2 separate regions of the Mus musculus genome follow, and region 1 is linked to region 2. The links are chromatin loops, found by intact Hi-C in ENCODE. Cell type or tissue: heart. All regions are shown on one strand. Each heading gives the region's core, and the rest is flanking DNA. Links, peaks and the distances in the headings are about the cores only.

What was found. Peaks named below come from ENCODE experiments on the same cell type or tissue, not always from the same donor. Only the 100,000 strongest peaks of a DNase experiment are listed, where the experiment ranks them.
Region 1: it touches region 2 in a loop (2.0-fold over the local background); 3 of 42 quality-filtered maps call a loop at or near these places.

Annotation. Positions count from the first base shown.
Region 1 is chr4:105,560,226-105,568,311 of GRCm38, forward strand. No RefSeq gene overlaps it. Among named protein-coding and RNA genes, the nearest start is that of Gm40217, 250 kb to the left of the region's middle. In heart, for the core only: no CTCF peak of the experiment used is centred there; no DNase peak of the experiment used is centred there; H3K27ac peaks cover 213 bases.
Region 2 is chr4:105,910,787-105,918,872 of GRCm38, forward strand. No RefSeq gene overlaps it. Among named protein-coding and RNA genes, the nearest start is that of Gm29922, 69 kb to the left of the region's middle. In heart, for the core only: a CTCF peak has its summit at 4,406 (motif pointing left); no DNase peak of the experiment used is centred there; H3K27me3 peaks cover 713 bases.

The sequences.
Region 1 (8,086 bases), core at 3,778-6,277, 350 kb before region 2:
GGTGGGAACCACATGCCAAGAGGGTGTTAGCTTTAGCAAGTGGTTACTGAGTAACGTGGCTGTCTGGGCAGCCAACTGGTGGTGGGAGATCCTTGTTCTACCTCTGTCTGGGGAGGCAAATAAACACTGCTTTAGACTCTGTTGACACATGCAACCTAGGTGACTCAAGATTCTGACAGAAGGATAGTCACTGGGGTCTAGTTACCTGGCTGGGGCAAATGTCCCACTTGATGTGGAATTCCTCAGAGAGGAGCAGTGTGGCTGATTAAATTTATGAGCATCTTTTAAAGGATATAAACCAGGAGGCTGGCAGCTCAGACAGTTGCAGAGGTGAGGGGCTGCTTTAGGAGATTCATCTCATGTTCTGAAAATGAAAAATGAAATTTGTCCATTACTTCTTCCTTCTGCTGTTCTCCCAGATACACACCACATGCCTATAGAGATAATTGATTTCCCAATGGCCTTATGCCAGTTGCTTGACACCAAAGACACCAATCTTCCCATGAATCATTTCCCAGAAAGAAGGACATGGCATACAAAGACAGCTAGTTAGCAACTGTGTATCCAAAGGCTAATCACGAATTCTTCTGAGCCTCAATTACTTTATTTGTACAGTGTTAATACCATCCACTTTATAGGGCTATAGCAAACAATAAAACGTTCAACAAAATGTTCAGGATGTAACTATCACAAACTGAAAATTAAATGAACTTGTAAAAACCTAACAGCCTTGAAACAGGAACTAGGCTTCATGCCAGCGGATGAACCAATACTTACCAAGGGACAATCCTGTGTGAAGCACTTTGCTAGACAGTCATCACATGCATTTGTCATGAAACTCCCAAGATACAGTCTTTTCCAAACTACATTTCAGAGAAGATAAACACAAACAGGACCATTGGGTCCATTTAACACTTGATTTATATAGAAGAGGAGGGGACAGAGAGGGATACAGGGAGAGACAGAGGGTCTAGCTCAGCATAGCCTGAGACTCACTGTACAGCCCAATCTGTAACTTAAAGCAATCCTTCTACCTCAACCTCTAGAGTTCTTGGAGTATATATGTGAGCCCCCATGCCTGGCTTTCTCTTAATGACAATACAATTAGATATGTATATGAACTAATAATGGCCTTCTGCTTCTGGTCCCCCTACCTATATCCCCTGAGTTCTGCACTAGCCTGCACTGGCACACCTGCAGCTGTGGGGATGCAAAGAAGGACAAGAGTGACTGGGATCTTCAATGAGAGCCAGTGATCCTGCCCCAACTTCATGCATGAGGGAACATTAAGAAGACAAATCTTGAGGGGCAGATCAGCAAAATATGCAAATATAAATTTTATTTAAGAGACAAGATGTGAATGTCTCATCCAAAAGGGTGACTCAAACTTATTGACAGTTGAGTTAATTTCCCGACACTGGAATCCCAGGAACACTTTCTCATGGCCACTATATTAACAACAATAAAAACTTTGACAGTTTTCATTTTCCAAGGATGTGGCAAAGGAACTTCTCATAGCCATTGGGGGAGTAGAAGAGTGGTTTGGCATTGCTCAGATCAGAAGTGTCTATGACTCAGCCAGGCTTCAGGGTTTCCTTAGATGATCTCCTGCCTGGTGACACATGGAAGCAGGGTCACAGCATTCAACACGAGGCAGTTTAGAATACCAACAACAGGGAAAAAAGCAAATGTCCGCCTGTAGTAGATAGATAAGTTAATTACAGGATAGTCTGTGGGAACATATCCTCCAACAATGAAGGTCAATTAAGAACAGCTTCACCATTCACATAGACAAATCTGAGCAAAACCAATAACATTCAGTTCAAAGAATAAACCACATAGGACTATATTCTGGGTGTGTAATTTATGTAAGGACAAACAAGAGAACATAAATGTGCAGAGATAAAGCAACAAAGAGGAAAGTGATTTGCATAAGTCTAGTTTAGATGATTTCTCTAGAAGGGAGGGCAATAGACAGCAATATGCTATCACATACGCACTAATGTAACTGCAGCCATATATATTTTTTAAAAAACCCGCAAGATCCAACCAAGCAAATAATAGTCCTTCCCACAACATCAAAATGCCAACGTTGTTAACAAAAGTGAAATCTAGAATAAGTTTTATAATCTAGGTGATTTCTAGAGAGACCTGTACACACCAAGCATGTTTTAAGGACACACTTCAAACTCATTAGCATGTTTCAAGAAGGGAAATAGGATTTGATTGAGAGAAAAAATAGAATAGGGCAGAAAATAGCTTGCTTGAATCATTGTTTTAAACAATGTCTGGCTGTGAATTCATACGCAACATTGTCCTTAAAAACATTTAATGAGGTGGGAAGAAGTGGCAGAAAACTGTCATATAGGCTAAGTCCTGTTCTACCTCTTCGAGCCAACTTATTTTGGAAAGTTCATAGAAGCTACTAGAAATACTCCTTATTGTGAGATAATCCAAGCTTTTTTTGACAAGAAGCACTGTTTTCTGAAGGCTCAGGGAAACAACAACCTTTGCCATTGGAGGGAAGACACTGCTGATGAAGCGTGTGTTGCACATGATCGTGGCATTTCTACGCCTCATTCCAATCTTGCAAACCCCTCCTATTTATCCTCATCCTGTCAGGCCTGAGAAGAAGGGAAGAGCAGATGTCCCAATTCCCAGGCTAATGTTACACAATTGATCATATAAAATGGTGTCCCTTGCCAAGTCAGACAGGAGGCAAGCCTATTGGCTGTCCTGCTTGAACTGACTGCTCACCCCAGATGCTGCACTGAATCCTAAGGTTTCTCTTAGGTACACTGTGGCTCCAAATAGGGAAAAATGGAGAAGAATGGTCTAGGTTGCAGGACACTACCTTACCCAAATATCTGGTAAACAGATGCCTTGACAGGAAAGGATTCCGATAAAGGGAGGATTCCTGGGAGACCAGGGAAGTCAGGAGCATCCCTAGTTAATGGGGTTAACTCAGAGAAAAGAGAGACGGCATTCTTGTTATTTCTGAGATGTACATAGCAGATTTAAGACCTGAGATGGATATACAGATGGCAGATAGATACAAGATACATAAATTGATAGATGGGGGTGGCCGGAGATGACTTTATAAACAAGTAAGGGAAGATTATGCAAGATGTTTTCTATTTTTCCCAAAACTAAAAAAAAAAATCACAACCAGATGAAATAATTTGTGCTAAATGATGAAAACTAAAGCTTCAGATCCCCTCACTCTTATCCTGACCCCTAGAATCTGCAGTCTACTTCCAGGTACAGACCTCCTACACACACGCAGGACAGCCTCTGCATCTAGAGATCACTTAGAAGGAAGCGTTCTGAGAAAAGGCAGGTCAGTCCTCATGGCAAAGTGAGTACCAGTGAGGGACAACCCCAGTCTTCCATTTGCAACCTCCCCACCCTCCTCAGCTTAGCCACAGTTCTGATGGGCAGCTCTGAGGCACCTGTCTTAGCCAGAGTCCCTGATTTTCAGCTTCTCCTTAGTCTAATTCTTAGGAGGCAAGCACACACACACTGTGTGTGTGTGTGTGTGTGTGTGTGTGTGTGTGTGTGTGTGTGTGTGTGTGTGTGATATCCACTGTCCTTTTGCCTACACAGACTTGATTTCTAAAAGCCAGTACTTAAAATTCCATGCCCTTTGGGTTTTTTGTTTTGTTTTTTGTTTTTTGTTTTTCCTAAACAGTTAAACCCTGCCCTCAGTGTATGCTGTATGTTTGGGAATATTGGAAGGACCAGAGAATGAAGCTCCCTATCTCAAATCCAGGGAGAGTCTTCAAAGTTCCTACGATGACTAAAGGAATCGGTGGTTTCAGACTTTCGGGCCCCTCTCTTCTCTGCACAGATGGCTCTGAGGCTCCATTCTACACAAGATTCCTCAGTGTCTCGGAAGGGGTAGCCCCAGGGAATAGAGTGGTAACTTACCTACTAACGAGTATTCATTCTCTTGGCTTTGATCTCCCAGGATCAAGTCTTTGCTTTTGGGAACACATTTTGTTATATTTCCTATCACAGGACTTTTATCCTATTTTAGGCTTAGTAGTCTTGTCTAAGCTAAGACAGTGCCCAAGACAGTCTTCATCAGGGAGTAGGGCAAGGACCGAGGGAGATAGAAGCCTGAAGATCAAATGCCTGATCTTCACCTATCAGGTAGATAATTCTAAGAGGTATTCTCTACATGTCTTTTGTCTCGGGGATTCCTGCCTAGCAGTCTGACCCATGCACCTTCCTTCAGTTTTATTTTCTTCCCTTCACACACCACACTCTCTAACTTCTGTTTCCCAGGATCAGTTTCAACAAAACTACCCGCATCCAAGTCTCTGACCCGGTCTTTTGTTTCCTAGGCAACTCAAACTCAGACTCAAAGTTTATGGGAATGGAGGTACAAAATGAGCTGGAACAATAGCTATGGCTGAGAGTTAAGGAAAAGGTCAGAGGGCATGGCAAGCAGAAAAAAGTTATGAGCCAAGTTGGGGAGGCAGGACTGGCTAGAACATTTTCAAGGCGTGATGTAGTAGGCTAGTACTCATGGAAGGCTCTAGGTGGTAAGCTTCAAGAGAGAATACCAGAAAGGAAGCCTTGCTTCCTTGCTTCATTTGAATAAACTGGTACACAGAAATGTGTAATGCTGCTCTGAGGGTCACCCGCTACCCTATGCATCACCTCCTGCCTTCACAGCTACCTGGCTTATTTTGGTTCATACCATTTTATTACTGAGTATTTTATTCTTGCTTTGTTTTGTTTTGACTACTTTCCACATGCTTAACCAGCAAGTATAGACATTTTCCCTCTTGTGAGAAGTACAAGATTCTTGGGATACCGGCTGTTGTCAGTCAGGTCCATACAAGCTAAGGGGCAGGGCCTGTGACATTTCCCTCAAGTCATGCTTGCCTAAAGACTGAGGAAGGCCCCTGAGACACTGGTTGTGTCACCTGAGGTCACTCTATCCCTGGCCTGGTGGCCTGTTTTTTTTTCCTGCCGTCCCTGTGGCTGGCTTTTCTCCAAGTCAATGGATCTGAAGACAGGACCATCCTTCTCTGCTGAGGAGCAGAGTCAAGAAGCTGCCTAGGAGGAAACATAAAGTAGTTAGTATAGCCTCCTGGGATGCTTGACAGGTGGCCATGGGAGATCAGCAGGAGCCTGTGCAGGATGTGGGAGCTGCCATGGTTATTGTTAACACAGAATGGGACCTTTAACAAGCCACAGGTCTCTTCCTGTTAGGGAGCATCTCTGCACAGTATCCTTTTGTTCTTACCTCCTCTGGTACCTAGAGGAGGGTAGGCTTTATTGCTAGTGACTGCACTCTGGTTTCCAAGCTCGACTCAGACTCTGCAGCATCCTGCTTTTCATCACCCCCTAAGCTCTGCTCAATCTGCCTGCTCAGTGAGGCATGTGCTCAGGGAAGGCTGGCTTTGCCTGAACTCCTTCGGGGAATCACGGGGGCTTTCCCTGAACATTTGCTCATTGTTAGGGGCTTCTCTACCATCAGCCTTTCTGCACGACTGGATCTTGTCCATGATCTGAGAGAGATTCCACCATGACTTGCTGGAAAGCAGTCATGGCTGTACCGACAGGATGGGTGTCCAGTGATGTGTTCATTGAACTGAGAGAGGATGTCAGGAAGAGAAGAGAGGACCTCTAACTCACTCTGGGTGAAGGGGGAGGGCAGCTGTAGGGCTGACACTCTCTATGACCTACCTCATCCTTCTGAACTTTAACTTCCCAGCTGCAGAATTCAGACAATCACAACGAGCATTTGCATGAAACTGTGCCTCATCCAGGGAGCCGCCCCAGAACGCTGCCCCAGCTCACTTGGATTTGGCAATCCCTGACTCTATTGAATAAGCGTTGCATTCCATTCACTGGTGCCTCTTGCCTGGATGAAGGCAATGGCCTCTTGGTTCATCGCCTTGCCTTCCATCTGCTACTAATTTTTCTCTTCACTTCGGCTGGAGTTGTTCTCCTAAATCATAAGTCTGATTTTTAGCTCCCAGGAACAACAAGAGAAACCCATCTAAGTGCACCCCCAGCCTTTCCATCACCTGAGCTCATTGTCATCCTCCGGCTTGGCTTCTACATATTTATCCTGTGGTGGCACACTTATGCTTTTCAAAATGCCCTGCCCTCTACTGAATATAGCATTCTTCCTAGTCTTTACCACCTTGATGGTCTTGGGTGCTCAATGATTTGCTGAGCTCCAAGTATTCTTAAGTGAGGCTGAAGTAGTAATTCCTAATGAAGAATATAAAGTACTTAGGTAAGTTTAGAGTCCTGAAAGATGGTCAGTGACATACTAGCGTCTTATCCTTTTGCTAAATTCTTGTTTATTTTGTAAAAGCCAGTGAGGACTCTTCTATGAGGCTCTTCCACACCCCTGGTAGAGGAGCTGCTTCATTCTTCCAGCCTTATTCAGAGTTGGTGCAATACTGTGTCTACCACCCTGTATTCCTATGTCTGTGTGTTTGTCTTGCCCATCAGCCTTGCCCTCCTTGAGGAAATGTGCTATATTTATCTCCTCAGCCCTGTCACTAGCAGAAGGCCTGTCTTAGGGTAGGTACCCAGTGCATGCTAAATGAATGAACAAATGACTGTTTTCACTCTCTGGTAGAAAGGACTTTCATTAAAAAGCCAAAGGAAGGAAATGGTCAGAACGTGTGGGCTTGTTTAGTCTGCTCTGCCCGATTAACGAGGCACACCCACACGCTCCATTCCCCTGCTCCGCTGCTGTGCTAGAGCAAATGTCAGAAGGTTAGGTGGCATCCTGTCTCCCTTATCTATATGGCTGTGATGTGGCCAGGGCGCCCTCCACACCCCTTATCCAAACAGACAGGCTAGCCCTAGTCACTGGGAATGCTTCAAAACACTAATTTAACATTTATCCCTAAGAAGTCTGCAGGGGTAAATAAAATAATTGAAGCTCATTAAACAGACCTATGAAAAGTTTTCTGTGTATTGCCTTAAACTGGAGGGTATGGCAGGATGAAACAGAATAGACATATAATGCAAGAATGGCCTTTGAGCTATGTTTTCATGGGTGGAGAGGGGTGACCTGGACTGTAGAGATAACATTTTAAAGTTATTTGGTTGGTTAAAATAATTCCTGAGCTTGATGATGATGATTTTGACAAATGAGAGGGTGCAAATTTCCATCTTATCAGTTGAAAAGATAACAAGAGCTAAAGGAGAAAAGTCTTTGATAATCTCCAGAACACTTGCCGTGGGAAATATCAGATATGTGATAATGCCCATATCCACTCTGAGTGGGTAAATAGAGAAATGACTGTCGGTTGATGGTGAGTGTCATGAGCTTAGTAACTGGCTGAGTTTGTTTTTAAGTCTGGGTCTTGTGAGATCGGCTTCCATGTTGGCTTGGAGACTCAGTGTTGACAATGTAGTTGAGCTTAGTCTGAGATTTAAACAATGGAGTTCAAATCCTCACTGATCACTGGAATCCCCACCCCCCCCCCCCACCCGCGCCCCAGCTTCCAATAATAACATGGAGACTTTTTGTTATTTATGAAAGCTTAGGCCTTATACCTTAGGCTTGTTCCCAGCTAGCTTGTATAATTTAATTAACCTGTTCTACTCTATTCCATGTTTGCTATGTGGCCTGTTACCACTCACTATGTCCCGTTCATCTTATCTCCTCCAAGTCTCAATTCTTTCCAGAGTTCCTATCTCTGCCTGGATGTCCCATCTTTCCTCTCCTGTCCTTCTATAGGCCATCATCTCTTTATTAAACCAATCAGACAGTGATGGATACGAATGTTTACAAAATATGATGCAGGTGCTAAACAATTGGAATAACAATACCAAAGTCCGGCCTGTACTGGGTTCTGAGCCAGCATGGAAATCAACATTTGAACAATACAAAGACAAACTTTACATGGTACTCAGGACGGTTATCCCAATTCACCCAAGCACGAGCTAGCCAGCCAACTACAGAAAACTAGATTTACTTCCACAGTCCTTTTGTTATTGTTTTGGAAGAAAGTGTTGGGTTGTGGTCCAAAAATACCACTTATTTTTGTTCATCTTTGGCAATTGTGGTTAATACAAGATGATATTTATCTCAGAACTA
Region 2 (8,086 bases), core at 3,375-5,874:
CAGGGTGCGTCCGTGCTAGAAGGCAGGAACCACATATATCCAGACCAAGGCCTTCTATAGACAACAGCATGCCCAGAGAGAGGAAGCAGCTGACTTCTGGTCCGTGTCTCCAGTTTCCGACTACATCTGGAGCAGGGAACTAGCTGGAAGACAGCACAGATAGAGATCTAGTGCAACCCAAGCAATACTGTTGGGCTGGGGAAAGGTCTAGAAGCTACAACAAGAACTTAAAAATATCTTCCCTATTGCAGATGAGTTCTGGGCCCCGAGAGAATATGGTATTCCATACAAGTCCCAGGGTTCATCTTCCCCACAGGGACAGTGCAGCATGCACTTGGAGGTTGGGAGGGGAGATGGTTAACAAGCTCTCACTCTAGAGATGGTTATTTCCTAGGAAATCATGTGGCAGGTTCGATGTAGTTCTCATGACTGTCCATAGAAATGGACACAGCCATGCCAAGTGATAGAAGAGGGGACAGAGAAGCAAGGGGCACCTAGGATCCAACTTGTCACAGGTGAAGCAGGTGGCCCCAGCTGAAGGCCAAGCTGTTGAACAAACCCACCCCCACCCCCCCCACCCCCGCATGAGGTAGCATCTCCTCATTCTTTCTCTAGAAGAAGGCAAGATATTTGCTTGCTCTGATCATTTAAGAGAATATTATTTGTATGCCATGGTATGTTCTAAGTCTGATTCCTCCATGTTTTTCTAGGCTGAAGGCAGATACTAGGGTGCTCCAGAAGGAAGCAAGGGAGAGAAAGAGAGAGAGAGAGGGAGGGAGGGAGGGAGGGAGGGAGGGAGGGAGGGAGGGAGGGAGGGAGGGAGGGAGGGAGGGGAATAGAACAAGAAATCCTTCCTTGGCTCCCACATCTCTTCTTTATGTTCTAGGATCAGCTCAACACAATAACGATCATCAAATGTACACAGCTCTCAGCTTTGGTTAAATACTTTTGTGTTCTTTGAGCCCTCTGATCGCCCTGTGAAGGGAAAAGGGATCCTACTTCATGAACGCTGTCATGAGTGGATCACCTCTGGAGGCTTGCCAAGTTCTAACAGCTGCGAAGGCTGTGAAGTGTGAACCTGGCCATAGCCTGGCCCTCCGGAGGTCTGTTTCCACCTGTCTCCTCAAATAAAAGAGCTGCAGGCTGTGGATGAGTGGTGGTCGGCCTGTGCATGACAAGGAAGAATTTGGTTCAGTGTGGCCTACCAAGCTCTGCCCCCACAGTCAGGGCAGTGACTAGCTTTAAAGGAACACAGGCAATATGACAGCCACACAGCTGTGCAGCTTGAGGGGTCTGGGAGCCTCCTGGTGACACCAAGGCTGCAACCCTCAAGGCCTGCAGGAGCACAGACAGAGGGGCCCACACTGTGAGCTGAGACCTCTGAGCCACATCTAGGGTCACAGCAGCCATATGGCATCCCGAGGCCACAGCAAAGAAGAAGACAGGGCAAACCTCCGGTCTGTCCCATCCCTTGAACTTTCCATAACTTCTCGACACCAACAATTAGGACTCCTATTGGATCTGATCAAACCTGAACACTATTCAGGAAGCTTGAGGCTATTGGTGCAAGGGGCTCGTACAGGTGGGGACTACCCCAGGTCCCTAGGAGAGGAAACACAGCACCCCGTACCTCAGCAGCACTCTGGTACATCTGGACTTTCTCCTTCATTCCTTGGCGCTGTGCGAGTTGATGAGCTGTGGAGCACAGCCAGAGTGTTTTCAGAACTGTTAGCTATTATGTCCTAAAAAATAATAAATTGCATGCAGTGATCTGCTTCTTTCTTTCAAAGCAACTGCAGAGCCAAAACCCCAGGCTCTCTCTAGGGCACACATTGCCTGGTCATCAATGGGGGAGGGGGATCTATATCCCCAGATACCCCCACTTAATCTCAATTCCTCACTCAGCACCAGATGCGAGTCCTCTTGGTCCCCTGATACCGTGACACCCTTACAGGCTTCTCAAAGCCCTGTTGGCAGAGTGAACTGAGATCCCAGCCGTAGGCAACCCTCTCCTCAAGACACTGGCTCTGAATAGATTATTTCAGATCATAAAACGTACTGATCCAACAAGCTCAAATCCACAAATAACAGGCTGTCCAGTGAGTAGGGAAGTTACCATTGTGTCAGCTAGAAAAGCCTGCTCACCGTATGCCTTCTGCTTTCTACTCTTTTCCACATCTGCCTGACAACTTTCTCTCTTGTCCCACCACCTCCTCCTTCCTCTCCCCTCTTCCCTCTTCTTCTGTCTTCTCCCCCACCCCCGTTCTCCCCTCCCATATCTCCCTATTATCTCTATTATCCCTCTCCTTTCCAGGCTTCATGTTGCCCCCACACACACACCAGCCCAATGCATACCTCTCTGCCTTTCCTTCTTCACTTTAGAACCCTTGGGACAGCTCTGTAGCAAACAAAGTTTGTGACTGCCCCCCAACACACACACACACACACACACACACACACACACACACACACACATTAGAGCTGGGGCATCTTCAGTGATGCTGTTTAAAACCTATTGCTTACTATTTGGCTGAGGCCACAGTTTTAGTAGGGGTGTTAAAAGCTGACCACTAGCTGATAGATACACAGTTTCAGACCCAGAAATGGAAATTCTGGGCCCAACATGTCTGGGATATTAGTGTATTAAAAAGCATAAGAAGGGCTGAGACTATAGGTCAATGTAGAGATCTTTCCTGGCAAGATCTGTGTGAGCTCCTAGTTTACTTGCCAAGCCTGAGAACAAACAGAAACAAAGAAAGGGGGTTGAGAGATTGCTCCTTAAGTAAGAACACTTACCATGACTGCAAGAGGACCTGAGTTCAAATCCCTAACATCAAGCCTATAAGCCCAGTGTTAAGGGCTTAGAATGGTTCCTCTAGGAGCTTGTGCCTAACTGAAACAGCAAGCTCAAGGCTCGGGGCTGTCCTAGTCAGGGTTTCTATTACTGGGATAAACACTGTGACTAAAGCAAGTTGGGAAGGAAAGCATTCATTTGGCCACATCACAGTGCATCATTAAAGGAAGTCAGGACAGGAACTCAAACAGGGCAGGAACCTGGAGGCAGGAACTGATGCAGAGGCCATGGAGGAGTGCTGCTTCCTGGCTTGCTCCTCATGTCTTGATCAATCTGCTTTCTTATAGAACCTAGGACAACCAGCCTGGGGTAGCACCACCCACAATGGGCTATACCCTCTGAATTAATAACTAATTTAAAAAATTCTCTATAGGCTTGCCTACAACCTGATCCTATGGAGGCTTTTTTTTTCCCTCTGAGGTTCCCTCTCAGCTAGCTTTAGCTTGTACCAAGTTGACATAAAACTAGCCAGAACAGTAACACATGCTCTCAAAAACAGATGAAAACCATAGAAGAAGACACATCATAATACTCCTCTGGCCTCTACATATACATACATACACATACACATACATACACACACACATACATACATACATACATACATACATACATACATACATACATACATAAAATCAAATCACAAGACATGGGCAGTTCTGTTTGCAGCATTCAGTAGAATTAACCAGAAAGTTGGGAAATGTCTGTATCGCTAGCTCTATGATCTTGCAGAAATGTACTCTATGTAGGTCTCCATTCCTAACTTTCTGAGAGGTTCTGAAGCCTTGTTCTGTCCCCCCAGGAAGAATTTAAGGTCACCTGGGTTCAACAACAAGAGAGCTATGGATGATGGTACAAACCAAGAGCAATAGCATTATGGGACACATATCCCTAGCATGGAGTAAGAGGAGTGAACAGAGTAAGGAGGGTCCCACATGAACTCAGTCATCAGCTGCTGCAAGGAAGCTCCCTTTGAAGCTGGGTGCCTGCACTTGGGAGACTGTGGAGGGGGCAGTAGGGCCAAGGAGAAAGAAGCAGGGGACACTCTAGACAGAGAGGGCTCAGCAATGTCACAGGAGCCTTGTCTTTCAGAAACTTGTCCCAAATTGAGGTAAGGACATTTATAATCACAGAGGTTGGGGGGTGGGGGGAGCTACCATTGACAACTGTGAGTGGCTCAGGAAAGGGAGAAGCTGTGAGAAGTGACTGAATTCCTGAAAGGGGACTAAGAGTAAAGGGCTGTCTGCTGGCAGCCCTCTCAGCACCTAGAGGAATAATTCCTTTGATGTACAGAAGTGGTCTGGGCCATGTTTCCAATGTCCCCTGCCTTGTCCTTATACTGACATAAATACAGTGTTTTATTTCCTCACGCAGTTAGGGAATAAAAGTATGCTGATGTACTTACAGGGGAAATTATTTCTACCTTAAAAAAACCTAACTACTGACGAGCTGTTCCCAAGACACAGGTCAGAGGCATTGTACAGAAGCTGAAGGAGACCAACAGTGGAGTCCCAATGAGCCCCTAGACTTGCACGTTAGGTCCCCCCCTACTGGCCAATTCAAGATTTTGCCGCTTGGATTTCTTATCTCATTGCCCCTAGACTTCAACGCAGTCTGTGCTTCTGTCCCCTCAGAAACACTCAGGATTCCTCTTGCGGGTCTGACTCCCCATCCTCACTGGAAGCCTCTTTCTCTACATCTCCTCCTCCCCTCTACCTCATGACACTTCACCAGCATTTCTCAACTTGTGATTGGTGACCCCTTTAGGGGTGAATAACACTTTCAAGGGGTCGTACATTCAGATATCCTGTATATCAGATATTTATATTACAATTCATAACGGTAGCAAAATTACAGTTATGAAGTAGAAACAAAAGAAATTTTATGGTTGGGGTCACCACGAGGAACTGTATTAAAGGGTCGCTCCATTAGGAAGACTAAAAACCACTGCTCTAGACCGTTACATACTCCAGCACAACACTGTGCCCAGCTCTAGAGTGCTTTCCCAGGTCTTCTGCATGATGGGCGTCAACACAGTCTTTGAATCCCGGACCAAAGTCCCATCCACTAGGCTTCTTCTGAGTCTCCCATGCACTTTACTCATAGCGTTTAGATGAACACACAACCAGGTTGGCCATGTAGATATACAGAGATGCCTGATGTAGTGATGAGAAGTTGATCGGGCTCCAAAGACATCTATCCTTAGTTTAAGTCTCTTGTCCCTGACTTAAAGCTTTTGAATAAAGTCTGTTAAGGAGTCGAGGGTTGTTTCCTTACTTACTAGATCATAACATAGTCTACTTCAAAAGTATAGCATGTGAAAATAGTGGCACATGACACATGTAGCCTGAGTGTGGCTCCCAGCATGGGGCCAATGCTCTAGATGTGGCAGGAGCAGCTGGAGGCTGACCCCAGTTTCGCATTCTCTTCTTTGAGACACTCCCTAACTAGACTGTAAGTTCCCTGGAGGTAGGGTTTATGGCTCCTTCTTCACAATTGCTTCCTAATGCATGGCTCAGAGCCTGAATAAATATTTTTAAAGAAATTAAAATAAGTGCCATGACACTATGGAATGAAATGGACTTGAACTGAATCCTTTACAGGCCCCCCCCCCCCCCATGCAGAAGACATATCTCATTTATTTCTGAAAAGAGAAAATTAGAAATTTCATTATATGGTGATCAGAGCTGTGGTCTTGGCAGCTGTGGAAAGATGAGATGGTCTGCCGCGCACGATGAGTCACGTGCACCTCTTCCTTCATCTTCCGGGCAGCTGCCCCCACAGGGCTGCCGCCATGCTGGACAGTTCAGACTAAACACATATCCATCACTGTCTCCTCACACACTGCATCACATCCGCACAAACGCTGCAATAGGTTCCCAGGGACAATAAAGGAGACCACCTTGAAGTCGTTAGTACTCATACCTGTCATCTTGCTGTCTTCCTTCCTAGAGCAGCCTCAGGGTGAGTCCATGGGGCAATGGCTATATGGCAAACCATTCCTCATGAGCTGAGCCCTGGACAGCTCACTAGGTTCTGCTCTTGAGAAGAAGGGAAATTGTGAACTTGACACAAATTCCACTGATGAGAGTCACCTCTTGGCTCTTATTTGTTCCTCATGAGAACATTCATGATACAATGACAAGCATTTGGAGGAACTCCTGTGCAGACAGTCATTTACTTGGATGAAAAAAGAAAAACAACTTCATTTGGCCTGGAAGGTTGACAAAGAATATCAAGAGTTGCATTCTTCACTTTAGTTGATGTTGAATAAATATTTATTAAAGGTGCACCATATAGTGCCCAGAATGCTGGGCACAAGGAAATGAGATGTCAGCCCAGGCTGCTCAAGATAACTGGGCAGTCAGTATAATAGGCGACGGGCTCAGTATGTGCAGAGCAGGTTCCCTCTGCTGACTTGGGCATGATCCAGAGAACATAGCGATGTGAAGGGATGGATCACCTGGAATGTACTCCTGTGAGTACTGACTGAGGAGGGAAAGGGTCAGAGAAAGACCCAGCAAGAAAACAGAAGTAAGAAAGCACACTGCCCATCACAGCAAGGCAAGAAGCTGTCACCGGGGGTGGAAACAGAAATTGCCTGCTCGACGCCCAGAACATTTTCTAAAAGCATTAAAGTTCCAACAGAGTCATTTCAAAATCCCCAGTCAAACTAAGTGTCTTCTGTGGAGGGATTGTATCTCCATGTTCATTAAATAAAAGTTGTCTCTCGGTTCCAGATCTTGAGCTATTAAATCCTAATAGCTAACACAGATTAGCTGTCAGGTTTTAATATAGCTGTCTTCCAAAGCTTTCCCAAGTCGAACAAAGAAAGAAATAGAAAAACAAAATACAAGAAGCAAAAATCCAAGTCTGTTGAGATGACTAGTTTTGTGTGAGAATTTGCTTAGGGCAGGATGCTCAGTTGTCTGGTCAAGCACTGGTATGAATGTGTATTGTGAAGATGTTTTATAGATGGAATTAATATTTGTTAAATACTTTCTCAGGTAACAATAGTAAGGCATATCCCCTCCACAGTGTAAGTGGGCCTTATTTGTTCAGTTAAAGACTTTAGCACAGATCTCATGGTACCCCAGAGAGAGAATTCTGCCATGATACTTTAACATAGGAACTTTCCCTAAGTTTCTGACCCGCTGTCTTGCCTATCAGATTTGCGATCCATGTCTACTCTATAATTCTTACCTGATTTTTCAGCCACCTGACAGACTCGCTAGCCTTTGCCATGGACATGAGCCAATTCTGTAAATCGAACCTTTCTGATCGACAGACCCATAATAGATGTGGGTAGACAATAGACAGAAGATAGGAGACAGCTAGATACATTGTGGATAGATGATAATAAATAGATGATAGATAGGTAGGTAGATAGATAGGTAGATAGATAGGTAGATAGATAGATGGATAGATAGATAGATAGATAGATAGATAGATAGATAGATAGATAGATAGATAGATAGATAGAGTAAATTGAGGCAAGATGAGTAGACAGATGATAAATATAGATACAGATGATGATTGGTAGGTAGATAGATGATAGATAGATGATAGATAGACAGACAGACAGATAGATAGATAGATAGATAGATAGATAGATAGATAGATAGATAGATAGATAGATAACAAGATATAAAATATGTATACATGTTTCTACAAGCTCACACATTCATATGCACATATGCAGCCAGGAGGACTCTGGCTGATATAACTAGAATTCATAAGATTGACTCCAGCCTCCTCTCTCTTTCCATTTCCCCACCAGCACACCAAGATTGATGACTCTCACTTTGAAGGTGAACTGAGTGTGAACAAACTCCACACATGAGAAGCATGCGGCCGATGTCTCGCCATTGTTTCTCGTCCTCCTCCCTTTGATTGATTGATAGGACAGACACAAAGCCAGAGAAGAGGTATTTTTCTGCTGACACAAGCTGCCCTCAGTGAAAGCTGATCTATAATGGATAGTGCTAAACAAATGACATAGAATTTACTCTTGGAACACTATTGCCAGCGTGACAGATGGCTGCTCTAAAGGCAATGGCTCAAGAGCTCACCTTAGAGAAAATGTCCAGGTTAAGTTTTATGTGTGTAGAAAGTAAGTTCTATGACAAGGGTGGCGACATTTAGATGGGGAGAGAGCTTAGCCAAGGAATTAAACATGTCAGTGACCTCAAAAGGAGACTATCGTTGAAGTGGAAGGTGAAAGGGGGCACA